2 separate regions of the Homo sapiens genome follow, and region 1 is linked to region 2. The links are chromatin loops, found by intact Hi-C in ENCODE. Cell type or tissue: thyroid gland. All regions are shown on one strand. Links, peaks and the distances in the headings refer to the core of each region. The heading gives the core; the rest is flanking DNA. Region 1 holds the start of HOXA10-HOXA9 (HOXA10-HOXA9 readthrough). Region 2 overlaps LOC105375199 (a long non-coding RNA gene).

The links. Peaks named below come from ENCODE experiments on the same cell type or tissue, not always from the same donor. Only the 100,000 strongest peaks of a DNase experiment are listed, where the experiment ranks them.
Region 1: it touches region 2 in a loop (4-fold over the local background); 18 of 110 quality-filtered maps call a loop at or near these places.

Annotation. Positions count from the first base shown.
Region 1 is chr7:27,174,959-27,183,285 of GRCh38, forward strand. HOXA10-HOXA9 (HOXA10-HOXA9 readthrough) reads right to left here and starts at 5,281. Exons shown (of 3, transcript NM_001433944.1): 1 at 4,688-5,281. The coding sequence starts at 4,697. HOXA11 (homeobox A11) reads right to left here. Exons shown (of 2, transcript NM_005523.6): 2 at 6,199-8,070. The coding sequence ends at 7,838. It also overlaps a transcript of HOXA10 not described here. RefSeq lists enhancers at 1-62, 4,181-4,783, 4,784-5,385, 7,873-8,327. In thyroid gland, for the core only: a CTCF peak has its summit at 4,954 (motif pointing left); no DNase peak of the experiment used is centred there; H3K27me3 peaks cover 6,813 bases.
Region 2 is chr7:26,074,078-26,082,404 of GRCh38, forward strand. The region is part of intron 1 of LOC105375199 (a long non-coding RNA gene); the gene reads right to left. Among named protein-coding and RNA genes, the nearest start is that of NFE2L3, 74 kb to the right of the region's middle. RefSeq lists an enhancer at 5,070-5,139. In thyroid gland, for the core only: a CTCF peak has its summit at 5,002; a DNase peak (open chromatin) is centred at 5,034.

The DNA.
Region 1 (8,327 bases), core at 131-8,130, 1.1 Mb after region 2:
TCCCTAGCCCCTAACCCCCAACACTTTTCTCCCCTAGTCCGTTGATCCAGTTAGGATCTTCTCCTCTGGTGTTGTGCTCACCCGGCTTGCCTTCTCTACAACTCCTGTCAGTGGACTTTGGTGGGCTGGCGGGACTGGGGGTGGGAAGCGGCTGCCAGCCTTGATGGAAAGACGGCCCCACTCCCACTCCCAAGGCCAGAGCCAGATCCAAGCATCCCCTCATCACCTAGGGAAGACTCTAAGCCCACAGTCATTTCGGGGAAGTAAAATGCTGGCCTTGGGGTCCTTGGCTGGCCCAAAGTGAGAGACTTGGAGGGGTGTGCCCGGTGTACACCTCCGCTGCTTTATGTTCCTGCTCTCCTGTTAGCTTTGGCACTCATATGCTCCTGGAGGCTACAACAAGAACCAGTGTCACTACACTCCTACCTCTCTGTCCCCTCCCCTCTTCCCCTCCCTCCCATACCCTCAGCTAGGGCAGTCCTTGCTCCTGCAGTGTGTGCATTTTAACGAGGCCTCGGTGAGGAAATCCTTTCCCTGCAAGGCCGGGCTGGGCTCATGGTCCTGTTATAAGAGCATGTGGAGGTCAGGCCCTTTGCTCAGCAGGCTCAGGGGCTCTGTTTTAGCCAACTGGAAATGGCCGGCCTGGGGTGCTAGCCCCCAAGTGTGAGCCTCATGCTAGTCTCAGGAAATGCAACCTTTTCCGGCCAGATCCAGTGGAGCCCGGGAGGTCGCTGCCTTGCCCCTGGCCCGTGGGCTACAGGTCTCCAGGATACTCTAGGCCTGCCCGCCCCTCCGGCCCCAGTCGGAGCTGGCATTACTGAACGCCGGCATCCCAGGAAATAGACCGCTCAGGCCGCTGCCTTCAGCTGGGAAAGACTCTTGCATCCGGGTCATACGCGGCACTTTGCCTCCTTCCTCCCAGTGTGAATCCAGCCCAAGGTGGAAGAGGAGCCTGAGAGGACCCTGAAAGCGCAGAGAGAGCTGGCTAGGTAGAGCTCCAGCTCTGGCTTCTGAGATTCAAGCAGCTGCGGTCGCTGCGGGCAGTGGCTGCTCCGAGCTCCGGGCCCAGAAGGCCGCTCCACCGCTAGCGCGGCGCTCCAGCCACTTCAACCTCGGCGCCCCACGGTGACCCGGCCGTAAGGACTGAGCATCAGGGTGCGGAGGAGGAGGATGGAGAGAAAAAGAGAGAGATAGAAGGAGAGACGGACAGAGGGAGAGAAAAGAGAGAGAAACAGGAGGGGAGAGAGAATAAGAAAGCCAGTTCTCTCCAGCCTGACAGGGTCTTGAAGCTGCAGCAGCGGCTTTAGAGGGATCAAGACAGGGTCTGTGCCAAGAGATCATTAACTCTCCTTCGCTCTTCGCATGCTCCTGCGCCCAAGGCCAAGGCAAATTCTCTACCCTCTAGGCCCATGAGACGGACGAACCTGAGTGCAGAAAAGCTTCAGAGCACCGCAGCCAGTGGCCCTATCTTTAGCTTCCCGGATCTGCCTGGTCCTTACCCTGCTCACCAGAAGGGTGGAACTGGCTGGGACTGTTGCCCTTAGCAATGCCACCTGGAAATGCCACAGAGCTGGGGGCTGCCTAGGAAGGAAGCTTTGCTCTTCAGCACTGCCCATGCCTCTCAGAAAAGCTGTGTCATTTGGCAAGTGGGTCCCAAGACCTTCGAGGTTTCCTCAAGGATAATGAGCCGTGGCAGGTCAGTGGGCCAGGACCTGGGCCTAGAGTCATGCCTCTCCAGGCTAAATGCAGAAAGCAACTTCCCAGGCCGACATCTGGGAAGGTCCAGTATATATTTGAGATAGTGGAGGCTATACAAATAAAGTAAAAGACAATGATCTTAACCTATCTTTCCTAACCTTTTAGGGAGTCAGGACCCTTCTGGAAAATCCAAGTAAGTTTTGACTCATTCTGTGAAAAATGCATATCTGTATATTCCCACAATTTGATCCATCATTTCGAAGGAGTTCACACACCCCTCAGTCTTTTCCTTGGGTCTTCCAGAGTCCCCCAGTGTCCTGGGACTTGGGGGCCCTGCCAATTTGGCTGGCAAGACAAGCTGGGTGCCCTGCAGCAGACAGCTCAGGTCAGGGCCCCGTAGGGCAGCCAAATGGGCTTCTAGGCTGGATAGAATCCAGGGACCTGCACGTGCCAACCAAGGTTACAAAAGTCAGTTTGTATCGCATCTGCTACAAAAGGCTGCCCCAGCCGAAGAGTAGAGGAGCTGGGAGGCCTGCTATGGGCCTCGCAAGCCGTGGCGTTGGCACTTGGGTCTTCAGTGACCTTTCTGTGGTGAGCCAGATGTGTTTCTTTAGTATGACTTTTTCCCCCTTGTAATAAACCAAACGGGATGTTGGGCTTGAGCTCCTTCTGGCTTTTAAAAAGAGTGTGTAAGCTCATGTATGGCAGCCCCTCTCTGGCCCAGGACTGCCTTCCAACTCCCACCAGGGCTTGCTGAGTGGGAAACGCAGCGAGACACTGCCGGTGAGCTGGCCGGCTGCAGGCGGGCCGGCTGCTGCTGGTTCAAATGAGAGGATACTAACGCAGCAGAAGCTCAAGTTAAACGCCTCCTTGGCCCTCTCAGTTGGTCTCCTAGCCCCCAGCATCCCTGACCGACCCCCAAGGCTCCCATGCTCTCTAGACTTTAACACTGGAGTGTTAGGTTTCTCAATAAAATATTCCATTTATTGAGCGCCTCGGCTTTCCTGAGATTCCCCACCCCAAGAGATGAAGAAAGCGATTCAGTTGTAGTGTGGGTCGGCTTCCAAGCACTTTTCCTCCCTCGTGCTCATTTGCCTTCTTTCTTTTTTGCCATTCTTCCCAGCTACTAAATTTCTCCCTCTCCCTCAGGGTAACTTTGACCTAAATCTTCAGTGCCTGCTTGCCTCAACCAGGCCTTATGCAGCGGTTACACAGTCACCTCCAGAGCCCATGTTTTATTTAGGAGGAAATATTGCCCATTTCTACCCGGGTAATAACCTGCCAGCCCTATGGGGCCAAAGTAAACACCAGGCCCATGGATTAAGGCCTTCGGCAAGGATTAGGCTGCAGTTCACTAGGTACTCCTTCTGAGTAGGCCCTTGTAAGCAGTGAGAAATAAACTATTATGAAAAACAAGTTCCTAATGAAAAGATACCAGGTCCTGAGATCGAAACTGCTAGTAAACAATTTATATCTGGAGGGCACTCTCAATGCTTTCAAGACTCTGAATTATCCAGCGGTGGAGTTGGGCTGCAGTCCCACAGAGGAAAAATAAAGGCTGCTTTTACATATCTGGCTTTAGCAAAAAAAGAAAAAAAAATCAGAGCTTCTCATATCCATGCATTTATGCATAGTTAGAAAATTTTTCCACAAGCAATGATGTTCTTTTCCCATTCATCTTTAAGAATGTCAACATTTTCAGGGATATTTGATGTGTCTGTTTTGAATCTATCAGGTGCAATCTATTACTAAACAACATACTTTTAAAGTTTTCTAAATCCAACCATTAAGATGGCCCTTCCCCTGTTAGGGAAGTGTTGGGGCCTTTTCACACACCCTTTGAATTGCAATATTCTTAGATTTGTTCATAATAAACAGCCTCTGGCCTTAGAACTGGAGGCGGCTCTGGCATTGTAGGGAGGGCTCCCGCTGCAGAGAGCAGCTCACTGGGTGGGCGCTCATTTCTTGCCTTGTTGCTTTGCTCCGTCATAGTTTGGGAGCCAGCCTTCAACAAAGACTAGTAACTATGATAGGCAAAATTTACGCAACAAACAGGCAGTGCCTACTTTCTCTGGGATTCACCCCACTCACCACGCACTGTATATTTGGGAAAAGAAAAAGATGTGGGAAACTAATGGAAAAATAGTAGAAAAAATTAAATATAGGAGAAAGAGGGAATTTGAATCGATCCTTCAAAATGTAATGGAATTTTTTCATTTAAAATGTGTTTGATGACAACCCCAATGGAGTGATTGCTCCGTCAAAATTTATCCTCGGTTCCAGCTTTTTAAAAAAGTATTAGTATTTACCAATACATTTTTGCATATTTGCAAAATATCTTCTACAAAAGATCTAATTTTCATATGTAAGAAATTGCTGCGAAATTGCAGCTGGGTTTATAACAGCGTACTCCAAGTATGCAACACAGAGACTTGTCTGGCACTCTCAAAAATCACATGCGACTTCTCCGAATTGGCCTTTTTCGGAACAAAGGTTTTCTCCAAGCTGCCGGGCAGACATAGAGATGCACCTAGTAGGAAACCAGTGACCTCCAGGACTTCTGCCCCTGGGAATAAGCTCGCCTTAGCGGCCGCAGACTTCTACCACCCCATTGTTTAGAATGGAAACTTTGTTTTCCTCAACCCGCGATCACCTTTTTTTTTTTTTTTGCCCTCCCACAACCCCCTATCGCAGCACAGCTGGAACACTTTCGCCTAGATGCCTCTCATCCCTAGCCCATTCTATTCTGTGTATTTCTACAAAATCGAAAGATTCGCCTTGAGTGAAATGCTGGCGCAAGGAGCTAAAATCCTCAACTTTTCTACTTAGGCCTCCCCCTGCTTTCCAACCTTAGGGAGCAATGGGGTGGGGGCTCCCTACCGCGTCACCCCACAAACCCAGCCACGTTCCCGAGAGCCCTGCTTAGACATCGGCCACCTCCCCACTCCCGCCCCACCAGACTGAAATTGCTAAACTTGTGGCCTCTTACCTTGACACATTTCCGAAATCACTGCCAAGGGACAGCTGGCTTCTCCGCGCGGCGACGCTCGCGAGGCCTAGCGAATGCGCGTTGCTTTAAATTACCATACCAATCACTTCTTGAGGGTGAGTCCCCTTTTTCTGTTATGAAGGGGAGCGGGACAAGTGAAATAATGTACCGTGCTGCTCTTAGTATCAGAAGCGAACAAAGGCCAAGAATCATGCTGGGGTTCCCGGCTCCCCGGCGGCTTTGACATTGATCGGAAGTGCGCCATCTCGTGGCGGCTGCGCGCCTAGGTTGGGCCGGAGTTCCAGCCCCGAGCCGAGAGACGGAAACCAGCTCCGGGCAGAGAGAGAAGGAGAGAGGAGAGGATGTGCCCAGCCCGCTGCTATTGAGATCTCATTTTTACATCTAAGAAATCGCTGCAAAACCCCAGCCGGGTTTATAGCGGCGCATTCCAAATATGCAAATTGGCCGGCCCCGGACGGGTTTACGACCACATTGTCACAGCCATCGGAGGATGGGCTTTTATAGGGCTCAGAAATCAAACCCGCGCCCGCCCGCCGCCCGCCCGCGAGCAGTCCTCCTGGCTAGACTCTCTCTAGCAACTTGAGAGACTTTGGTTAATCTTTAACCATCCCAAAGGAAGTCTTTCCCTAAACCCAGGCTTCCCAGCCCGCCCCCTCCCTGCCCCCCAGGAGGGCCCTTGTTCATGTCTGCGTGTCTGCCTATCAACCTAGACATTCATCTCTAGATCTGTCCCACTACCCTTTCAGCTCGATTTCCCCAGTCGCGCCAGTTAGACAAACACACAAACAAATAAACAGAGTGGGGTCTGGGGCCTCTCTCCAAATGCGACCCTATCTGCTGCTCTGGCCCTGCCTGGGTGGCTGAAGAGAGGGTGGGGTGGGCAACAAAGGGCTCTGTCCTTTCAGCCCTTCTCCTCAAGGTTATGGGTGATGTCCAATTTTAAGGCAGAAGTTCAAAGGCAGCAAACAAAGAGGAAATCGGCATCCTTTTTTTTTCCCCCAAAGGGAAAAAGCAGCCTCAGCTGGGAGCTGGGGAGAAAGCACCCTTAGAGGCTCCTGGGAGTCTGCTCTGCCTTGGAACCCAGACCAGGCTCCCTCTTGTTGAAGCCTCCACGGGCCCCCGGACGGTCCCACTGCAGGCCTACCTGTCCTGAGGTGAGCGAGGGCAGCCTGGGGTCTGACCTGTTGGCCACCTCAGGCCCCAAGGCCCTCTCCAGGGCTGAGATCAGTCTGAGGGGATAAAGTCCTATATTCCAGGCCCTGAGATACCACCCAGGTCCCCACTTCCCACAAGGACGTAGCCAACCACCTTGGTTTCCTAAGCCTGGCTTCTGTTGTAGCCAATTCCTGACTCAGTCACCTTCTCACCCCCTCAGGGGCCTGATAACTTGCTCCTCAACTAGGTAAGGCATTTTTTGGGGGGGTGGGGGGAGGGGGGCAGACATTTGGTAGTAAAAGGCGATCAGGGAGAGGAATGTCACACCAGGATACTCAAATTTCCACCGTCTTTATTTTCCTTGTGCCCAGTTGCCTGTATAAGTGCTGCAACACACACGGTGGGTAAGAACCAGAATTGAGGACAGGCCAACACTCCCAGTACAAATGGAGCCAACAGACATTTCTTAACACAGGGAGGCAAAGGAGATTCAATGGGAGGGTGCCTGGCTTTCCCAGATGAGATCCCCAGGCCGGCCAGGCCGACTGCCTCTGAGCATTTCCCTAACTCTTTCCAAATGTTGCAAGAGATTAAAAAGACCATTCTCAATACCTTTTCCACCCCCTCCAACACCCTAAAGGAAATCAACTAATGGCAAAAGAAAAAAGAAAAAGAGAAAGAAAGAAAAGAAAATTGATTATGGTTCCTTTATTTACAAGTTTTTTGAACACCATCCCTGTATGAAGCATACATTCAAATATTCTTAGCAGTGAGCGAGTTTAACCACGGAACACTGTAAACAGATAGGGCCTTTAAATATTTTCATCATCTCTTTTCCCCTCTACATTGCATCTTTTAAAATTCGCTTTGGTTCCTTCAGGGAAATATATATATATATAATATAATATTTATCTTTTAAAATAATTCCACCTCACTCTCAGGCTCTTGGAAGGTCACCAGAAGCTTCCAAGCTCAGTTCAAGAGCCAATGAGGGCTGAGTGTGGTGCTGGAACCCGGTGTTTTGGGGGACTCAAGGCCCTCATAGCCAAAGCTGGGGACCTGCTGGCCAGGCCCACTGCTCTGCAGCCAGACACTGAGCAAATCCAAGTTTCATTACGTGTGGTGGAGAGTTTGCCAAACTGCCACACTCCACAGCCATTTCCTGCAGAGATCTCAGGGGCCAGTGGCCTGGCTGCAGCCTCTTGGCTTTTCCACATCTCCCACCTCAGGGAACAGTCCACTCTGTGTCGAGGCTTTGGGCCTGAGTGGCAGGCTGGAACCAAGACCCTCATTTGGTAGAAAGAAAAGCCAGGTGGGCTGTAGGAGGCGGTGGCTAGGAACTCAGGGCTGGATCAGTGTGGTGGGTGGCTAGGAGGAGTGGAAAGACACTGATGCCACCTGGAATCATAGATTTCTTTTCCCACAAGGATTTGCAGCCCTCTTCCACCTCAAAGCTACCTCCAAGTCCAGCCGCTGTTCACATTGGCTTTGGAAAGCAGCCTCATTCTGGGCACCTAGTAATCCTACCCCTTCCTCCTGCCCCTGTCCCCAAGCTGAACTGGGCTTGGAGAGCACACAGCTTTTTTACTCAGGGGTCCTGGGGGTGGGTAGGCTCCCAGTAGAGGGAGGGTGTGGTGGGGTTAGTCTCCAGGGGGTCTGGCAGGGGCCCAATCCCCAGTGGAGACCACACCCAGCCCGCAGCTCTGCAGGCTCCAAGAGTGAACCACCAGGGGTCCCAAACCTGTCATTCTAGCTGATGCACAGCTCTCAGAATCCAATGATTATTAGGAATCTTAACCACTGAGATCTTAATCAAGAGAGTCCCAGACCACCTCCTGTGGGGCTATCTCCATGCATCCCTCTCTTGCACACCTCTTTTCAAAAGTCACCATGTGGCTTGACTTTGTCAAGGGCAAAATCTGCATATTATCTCATGTGTATGAAGCCCCCCACCCAATTCCAGCCGCTGGAGTCTTAGAGGAGTGGATTTGCTGAGTAGTACTGTAAACGGTCTCTGTTAATTTTTTTTTCCTTCATTCTCCTGTTCTGAAACCAGATTTTGACTTGACGATCAGTGAGGTTGAGCATGCGGGACAGTTGCAGGCGCTTCTCTTTGTTAATGTAGACGCTGAAGAAGAACTCCCGTTCCAGCTCTCGGATCTGGTACTTGGTATAGGGGCAGCGCTTTTTGCGGGTGCGTTGGCCACCTGTGGAGGGAGAAAAGGCATGGGGTGAGCCAGGTGTGGGGGCTGCAATCCACCCCAGAGCCCATAGCTGAGGAGAAGGGCTGCCATGGGGACTGGTGGTCCAGCCCAAGCCCCGTCAAAGTCTGCCCAGGCCCCTGCCTTTAACGCTCCGACTGCATGCTTGGAACGGCCGCAGTTGGAGGCTCAGCCACAGATAAAAGCCAGCTCCCTAAATAGGCCCCCGGGGAAGCTGCTCCCGCTGCCCCCAGAACAGAAAG
Region 2 (8,327 bases), core at 185-8,184:
CAAAAACACTGGGTTTACAGGAGTGAGCCACCGTGCCCAGCCAACATAGTGATTTTAATAAGATAAGTATTTTATTTGACTTAAACAGTAAATGTTTTGGTCCAGAGTCCTGATAAACTGATTAGTATTTCTGAAAGATGCATGCTGCCCATCTTCATTAAATGTGATAGCATGAAGACAGAATTTTATTTAAGCCAAATGAATTGCTGTTTTGTTTTGTTTTGTGTTGTTTTTGAGACATAGTCTCATTCCATCACCCAGGACTACAACCTCCACCTCTTGGGTTCAAGTGACTCTGATGCCTCAGCCTCCCCAATAACTGGGCTTACAAGCGCACACCACTATGCCCGGATAATTTTTGTATTTTTAGTAGAGATGAGACTTTACCATGTTGGCCAGGCTGGTCTTGAACTCCTGGGCTCATGTGATCTGCCCGCCTCAGCCTCCCAAAGTGCTGAGATTAGAGGCATGAGCCACTGCACCTGGCCATTTGAATTGATTTTTTTAAATTCAAAAATATCTAATCTGTTAGCTCAAAATTTATTTTAATAACCCCAAAATCTATGTCCAGTTTCTCCAAGATGAAGGCAATAACAAAAGGAACCCACACTGTCAAATTATGGCTATCTGCACTCAGAAAAGAGAAATATTTTTAGTTGCCAACTGAAGACATTGCATGGAGCAAAAATTATAGGTCAAAAGAGAGAAGAGCAAATTAAATAATAAGATGCATTTGTTTGAACTTCATCCTCATTCCTTTTTTAAAACCTACTTATCAGAGAAAGGTAGGGTTTAGATTTATTTCCTAACTACTACATTAATAGATACCCTAACACTTTCCTGATCAGTTTTATGAATTGATTAATAAGGCAATCATGGTTTGGGAAAGCTTTTATATGCCACCTGATATTGATGCCATCTATAAAAAGACAACCAACCGAGCACCTGATATCCAGTAAAGGCAGGTTCAAAAATTGCAGTCTTAGAAAGATAATGGAGTGACCATGACCTCAAGTACTTTGAGCCAAATAGCAACTGTCAACTCCTGATAGCAGTATTTGACCTCAGAGGCACGTGACAGCAACCAACCTGAAACAGCCATTTTCTCAAATTCTGTTAAGGATAATAAACCATGATAGGGGAAATCACCTGCCCTAGTAAGGAAACCTCTTGTAATCAATGACCTAGAAACGGGCACCATGATTTGAGCAGAAAGCAGGTGGAGGAACTGCGGGAATGTGCTGCTTTATATTGAGGGTCCACTAGATTTTGGCACGGTTGTTTTTGTTGTAGTTATTTTGCTTTGTTTTGATCATTTTTAGTTCATCTCCTGAAAAATCTCAACATACATAAAAGTAGACAGAACAGCATGATAAGCCACCATCTACCGACCAGGCAGCTCCAACAATTACCAAGGCAGTGGTGCCACTCTCGTTCCCTCTATACTCAGACATCATATCATCTCATCCGTAAATTTGAAATAAATATTTAAGTGCATATTTCTAAAATATTTACATACACATTTCTAAAAATAAAGACCTTTTAAAAACCAATCCAAAACCATTATCACTACTAAAAAAAATTGACCAGGTGTGGTGGCTCATGCCTGTAATCCCCGCACTTTGGGAGGCCATGGCAAGCAGATTGCCTGAGAAAAGACCATCCTGGGCAACAGAGTGAGGTCCTGTCTCAAAAAGAAAAAAAAAAACAAAAAAGACGACTAAAAATTAACCATAAGTCTTTAATTGTATCAAGTGTCCAGTCAATGTTTACTTTTCCCAGTTGTCTCCTAAATGGACCTGTCCACATGTGGCAGTTGGCTGCCATCCCATTGACATTATTTTAATCTGAGGTTCCCTCCCCACACACTTTTTCTGGCTATTCCCTTACTGAAGACATTGAGTCATTTGTTCTAGGGGTTCCCACGTTCTGGGCTGTGCCGCCTGTGCCCTATTGTTTTCTGAGAAGTGGTAGTTACACGGAGGCTTGAATAGATATGGGCTTGATGTTTTGACAGGACAGCTTTACTGGAGGGGTCATGTTCCTCCACCAGAAGTGCCATGTCTCCTTTCATGATGTTATTGGCCATTATGATCAATGGGCTCTGATAATATAATATAAGCTGTTAGAAGAAAACCATTGAACCAAAACATTCAGAAGGTTTTGTTTAAAAAAAAAACACACTAAAATCCTTTTTCTCTGTGGTAGGCACTGTGTTTTCCTGCACATAGCACCTCATTTAATCATTCTAACACCCTCATGAGGTGCTGATGGGAGCAGATTTGAACCCAGCCAGTGAGCCTCCAAAGCTCATTCTCTTAGCTACCACAGAAGCAGATCGCCTTGAGAGTCTTATCTTATGGGCCGGCTGCAAAGGAGAAGCCCCTTTTGACTTAGGTAGCATGAATAACTGAAAGAGGTAGAAGTGAAGCAGTAACCAAAAAAATGGTTGAATCTTAAAACACAAGGTATACATTCCTATAAGACTGATCAAAACACCAAGTGGGCCAGACACGGTGGCTCATGCTTGTAATCCCAGCACTTTGGGAGGCCGAGGCAGGTGGATCACCTGTGGTCAGGAGTTGGAGACCAGCTTGGCCAACACAGCTTAACCCCGTCTCCACTAAAAATACAAAAATTAGCTGGGTGTGGTGGCAGGTGCCTGTAGTCCCAGCTACTTAGGAGGCTGAGGCAGAAGAATTGCTTGAACCTGGAAGGCAAAGGTTGCAGTGAGCCAAGATAATACCACTCCAGCCTGGGCAACAGAGAGAGATTCCGTTTCAAAAAGTGACTGTTTATTAACTGGCGAACGCAATCATCTGAAGGGCGTGTCATCTGACAGAGGAGGCAAGTTGGACTGCAGTCACAGTGTCATCTTGGTACAGGCATGGAAACAGAGGCTGAGGAGGTCCCAGACAACCTTCATCAAATAGGGCTGAAATAGCACTCCGAATGTCACCAAAGTGAGTAGAAGCCATGATGCTCTGTTTAAAGTTTGCTCTGCCCTTTGCTCAAATCAACTTAGAGTTATGTTACCCACTCTTGGTGGGAAGGGTTGCCAAAATTAGAGTCATTTCATTAATCTCCCAGGCCAGGGAGAGGTGGTTATATATCACTCCAGGTTACGTTGGCAGCAGGATAATCATTGCATTTCCGTAGTGCATAAAGCAGTATTTCTTTCCATTCATTTGCTATCAGAGTCTCTATAAAAACACCTTAGAACTAAAATATGTTTCTCGGTCCTTTAGATTTTAACAAGACTTCCTTCAAGACGAATATTTTTGAAAAATTCCAAAGTATGAAAAGTATGGAAGCTTCATTTCAAAGGACATCTCTAAACAAATTTTTTAAATTAATATTTTTACAAAATGATTGTCTCATTCCTAACAGGGGAAGGCACCTTGTGATTAAAAGGAAGAAGAAGAGAGGGAAAGGGAGAAGGAAAGATGGAACACAGGAAGAAGAAAGGAAGGAAGGGAAGGAAGGAGGAAGGGAGGGAAGGAGGGAGAGAGGGAAAAAATGGCTTAAAATATTTAGAATGTATTTAGAATATTTTTATTACAGTATTTAGGGAATTTAAATGTGTCAAAAACAAAATAAAACTGAGAGAAACCAAAATTAAGTATGTAGGTAGAAAGTGATGTTTTGTCACTAAATGTATTTTTGAAAATAAAATCGGGGGCCGGGCACGATGGCTCAGTGCTGTAATCCCAGCCCTTTGAGAGGCCGAGGCAGGCAGATCACTGGAGCCCAAGAGTTTGAGACCAGCCTGGACAACAGGGTAAAACCTCGTCTCTACAAAAAATACAAAGAAAATTAGCCGGGCGTAGTGGTGCATGCCTGTAATCCCAGCTACTTGGGAGGCTGTGGCATGAGGATTGCTTGAGCCTGGGAGGCAGAGGTTGCAGTGAACTGAGATAGCACCACTGCATTCCAGCCTGGGTGACAGAGTGAGACTCTGTCTCAGAAAAGGAAAGAAAAGAGCCAAGCAAATTTAAAATTTCTTCTTCCTAGATCTTTCTCTCTCAGTTCACTGTAAATCACTGTGTATTTGTTTAGGATTCTAAATAGACCATAGGTAATTTATAAGTTCTCATGGAATCTTCTGAACTTTTTTAATGGTGTTTACCAACAAGAAACTGTGTCATATAGTAGAGATTTCTGTAAGCTGTCCTCTGAAACAGTATTCCTTCCCAATTACTTTTTAAAACAATGTGAAATCCATTATGTTTGATACAAAAAAAAAATTCTAAAAAATTGAGTGAGGTATTAAAAAAAAAAAAAAGATCTATGGCCAGGAGCAGTGGCTCACACCTATAGTTCTAACACCAGGAGGCTGAGGTGGGAGGATCCATCGTGATCAGGAGTTCAAGACCAGCCTGGGCAACATAGGCAGACCCTCCCCACCTCCCCCACATCTCAACTAAAAAAAAAAGTAGCCGGGCATGGTGGCACACACACCTGCAGTCCTAGTTACTTGGGAGGCTATGGTGGGAGGCTTGCTGGAGCCAGGGAGTTCCAGGCTGCAGTGATCTGTGATCTCACCATTGCACTCCAGCCAGGGCAACAGAGCAAGATCCTGTCTCAAAAAAAAAATTAAAATTTTCTTAAAAACTAGCAACAAGATCTAGAAGTGAATGTACTGTAAAATAAAAATCAGAGTAAGGGAATAAAGTCAAGAGACTTGCGCTATCATCATTTTACAGCTGTTACTGGCAGGAATAAATTGTTTACATTGCCCAGTTCCACATCTTTGATTCTTCCAGCTCACATAACTCATTATTTTACAAGGTGTTTCTGTAACAACTCACTAAACAGTAGTCCTTGCAAACAGTTCTGCTGCTCTGTAATCCAAGATTTTGGATAACATAATTTTAACATAAACATAATTTCAATAAAACTAAAGAGCTCTTTACTGTGCACTGAACAAACTACTCAGGCAGTAGAGGTCTCGCCAACAATGCAACAGACAAAGCAAAGCCGGGATGGCTCAGGCAGGGGGCGCGCGGATCACTCACTGCAGACAAAGGGAGAAGGACCCGACGCGCCCACACCGCCCGCGCATGCCCTGTGCCCGCGGGATCAGGTGTAGCGGGGTAACAGTTGAAAGCGCACAGACAGCTGGAGTTAGCTGGAGTAGCCCTGCTACTCAAGCTGTGTGGTTTGGGGCAAGTTGAGTAATCCTTCTTAGCCTCGGTTTTCCCATCTGCCGCATGAAGAAAATGCCACCTTGCAGAGTTACTGTGAGGACTAAAGAGATAACCCACATACATCTTCTTAGTTCTGCTGTCGATGCTCAATAATAAATGGTATCTGTTATTACCATATGCCATCCCAGCTCCCATCATCATCCCCAATAGGCAAGGGACATCACCACAGTGACACAGCTGTGCTTAGACCAAGGATGCAGAGAATTAAATGGAAATAAATTGAAATAATACCCATCCCTCTTTAGATGCTCTTCTAGAATTTGGGCTGTCTGGAAGTGGGCTACTGTAAGTGGGTTATCCACTCATGTGCCTAATCCTGCCTGTGTATTCAAGGCTCCCTTCCTCTGTTCAGGCAAGAATAGAAATTGGAATCTGTGAGTAGTAAGTGAAGACGAGTCTAGAAAAAGCAGCATGGGGTGAATGGAGCCACCACACTGTTCAGTGGCAGAAAGTCTGAATAGACAGCTCCAAGCTCAGAACCATCCACAATTTCATTATTAGGCTTAACATTCTGTGTTAATCAATCCATCCTAAAACCCCCACCTCTGAGGCAGACACAGAGGCCAAATATAACACAACCCACATACCATCCAATTCAGGATGTTGTTCAAATATTGATGAGTTTCAAACCCTCTAACAATATAAAGTATTATAAGCCACATCTAAAAACCAAACTTGACCTTGGAGGGAGAAAACAGCCAAAGACAGATATGTATTATATAAATTTCCTTTCTGAAGCTACAGGGAAATGTCAAATCATCACAGTTTATTTATTTTACTTTTTTTCTTCCCCAAAAAAGGAAAAGGAAAATTCTGGAATTTAAAAAATCAAAGAGAATAAAAATACAACAGTACATTCTATTGTTCTCCAGGTCCAAAAGTACATGCATATACTTAGCTGGCGAAAGAAAGAAAGGAAGGAAGGAAGGAAAGGAGGGAAAGAAAAGAAAAGAAAAGAAAAGAGACTTTGACAAAGAAAGGCATTTCCCTGGGAATATTCTACCTCTGGGAGGACAGTGGTCAGGCATTTCTTCTATCTTGCTATTCCTTGAGCACAGTCCTGCCAAATATCCTCCTTTCACCATTTGCAGTTACCATGAGAAAACCACAGAGAAAGCTCTGGACAGCCATGGAGTCTTAGCTGGATCTACAATAAAAGGAGTCAGGTACCCTCCCACCTTCCCAGAAAGACTGTGCTGGGGCTCAGAAAACAACACCCCAAAATGAAGCCCTCAGCAGCAGCCTCAGAAGCAAATGATTTTCTCTGACCTTCTCTTGCCCTCCTGTCTCTCAGTCCCATTCTCCTCGGAGGCTAGCCATAGAAACCAGAAGCCTTTTCCAAAGCCAGCCATAAAACCTAAAAATATTAGTTTAACTTTCCCTCCACCCTATCTGTATAAAAACTGGCCATATGGGCTGGGCACGGTGGCTCATGCCTGTGATCCCAGCACTTTGGGAGGCCAAGGCGGGAGGATCACTTGAGGTCAGGAGTTCAAGACCAGCCTGGCCAACATGGTGAAACCCCATCTCTACTAAAAATACAAAAATTAGCCAGGCGTTGTGCCTCACGCCTGTAGTCCCAGCTACTGAAGAGGTTGAGGCAGAAGAATTGCTTCAACCCGGGAGGCGGAGGTTGCAGTGAGCTGAGATCGTACCACTGCACTCCAGGCCGGGCAATAGAGCAAGGCTCTGTTTCAAATAAATAAATAATAAAAATTAAAACTGGCCATAAATAAATAATCTGACCTACCCTGTTTGATAGTAGGTCATAAGACCCCCATTCCAGAGAGGGTCCTGCCCCACACCCAGAAGGAAGAAATGTGCGCTCAGAGAGGCCAGGGAGAATCTAGACAGGCAGCTCTTGCTGGGCTTCCCCACTCATTCTATTAGACTTAGATCTATGCTTTTCCTCCAATCATATTCCCATATGGCTGTCCATATTTTGTTGAACCTAAGCATAAAAATGGACAATTTCCCCTGTATCTTTGAGTCTTCATGCTGAAGGCTCCTGTGAATGCACGTTAAATAAGCGTATATGCCTTTTCTCCAATTAATCAACCTGCCTCATCTCAGTGATTTTCAGCAAACCTTTACAGGACCAAGAGCCTTGGCCCCCACAACTATGACATGGGATAAAAGTAAACTTCTACATGCAGATGAATTTGGTAGGCTCAGAAACATATACATAATTAACACAAGATTAAGTGTCCGTAATGGATATTTGGGGAGGGGGCAGAGGGAAAACAATCATAAGACACAGGAAAGCTCAGGGATATAAAACAGCTCAGGGAACACGTGCCCCTTTGAGAAGGCAACTTTCTGCTTCTCTGCTGTGTCCGGGAGTTCAGAGTCTCAACCACATACAGTTCTTAAGGACCACCTGATACAACTGAAAAGACCTTGGAGCTGATGCAACCTCTTCCCACGGGGTGCCTGCCACAGAGATGAGTGCCTGGAGTGGCTGTCACCTCCAGGGAACTCTGAGTGGGCCAAGGAAGGAAGTCATCCCCTCCTCCATTCAACTCATTAATCACAGCTGTTAGGTAAAGAGCCCCTAGGGGTTCCCACAGTATAGCAATAGCCTTTCCCTACCTACAGCCAAGCCTAGTCCAAAGGTCTTGGAGGCCCTGGGGCTCTTGGTCAGGGCCAGCCTCCCAGGCTCTGTTCAGTATGACTGTAAGAGTGATAAGAATCTCTCTGCGCAAAAGTTCCTTCTTCCACACCCCCCAAATGCACAACACCCATCTTCCCAGGCTAAATGCTCCAGAGTTCTATCTTTGAATTGCCCTGTCCAGAAACCTCCTTTAAAATGCAAATACACATAATAGAGATTTTGAAAAAGCACTTTAGCTTATACCAGTTCTCTAAGGAGATAGGAGGCTGGGGGAAGAGGCAGGAAGGAAAACTGCCTAGGAAGGGGCAGTCTAAGTAGGGGTCCAGGAGAGGCGCTGAGCAACCCAGGAGAGCAGGCTGACTCTGAGGTTGAAGGGGGGATTCAGTGGAAAGTGATTTCTTTAAAAAGGAACATCCAGCGTGAGACTTAGACCCTGGCTAACGTCCAGAAGGATCTAGAATAGGATGGGGAGTCCTCTTACAGTGATCATTTCATTCTCGCAT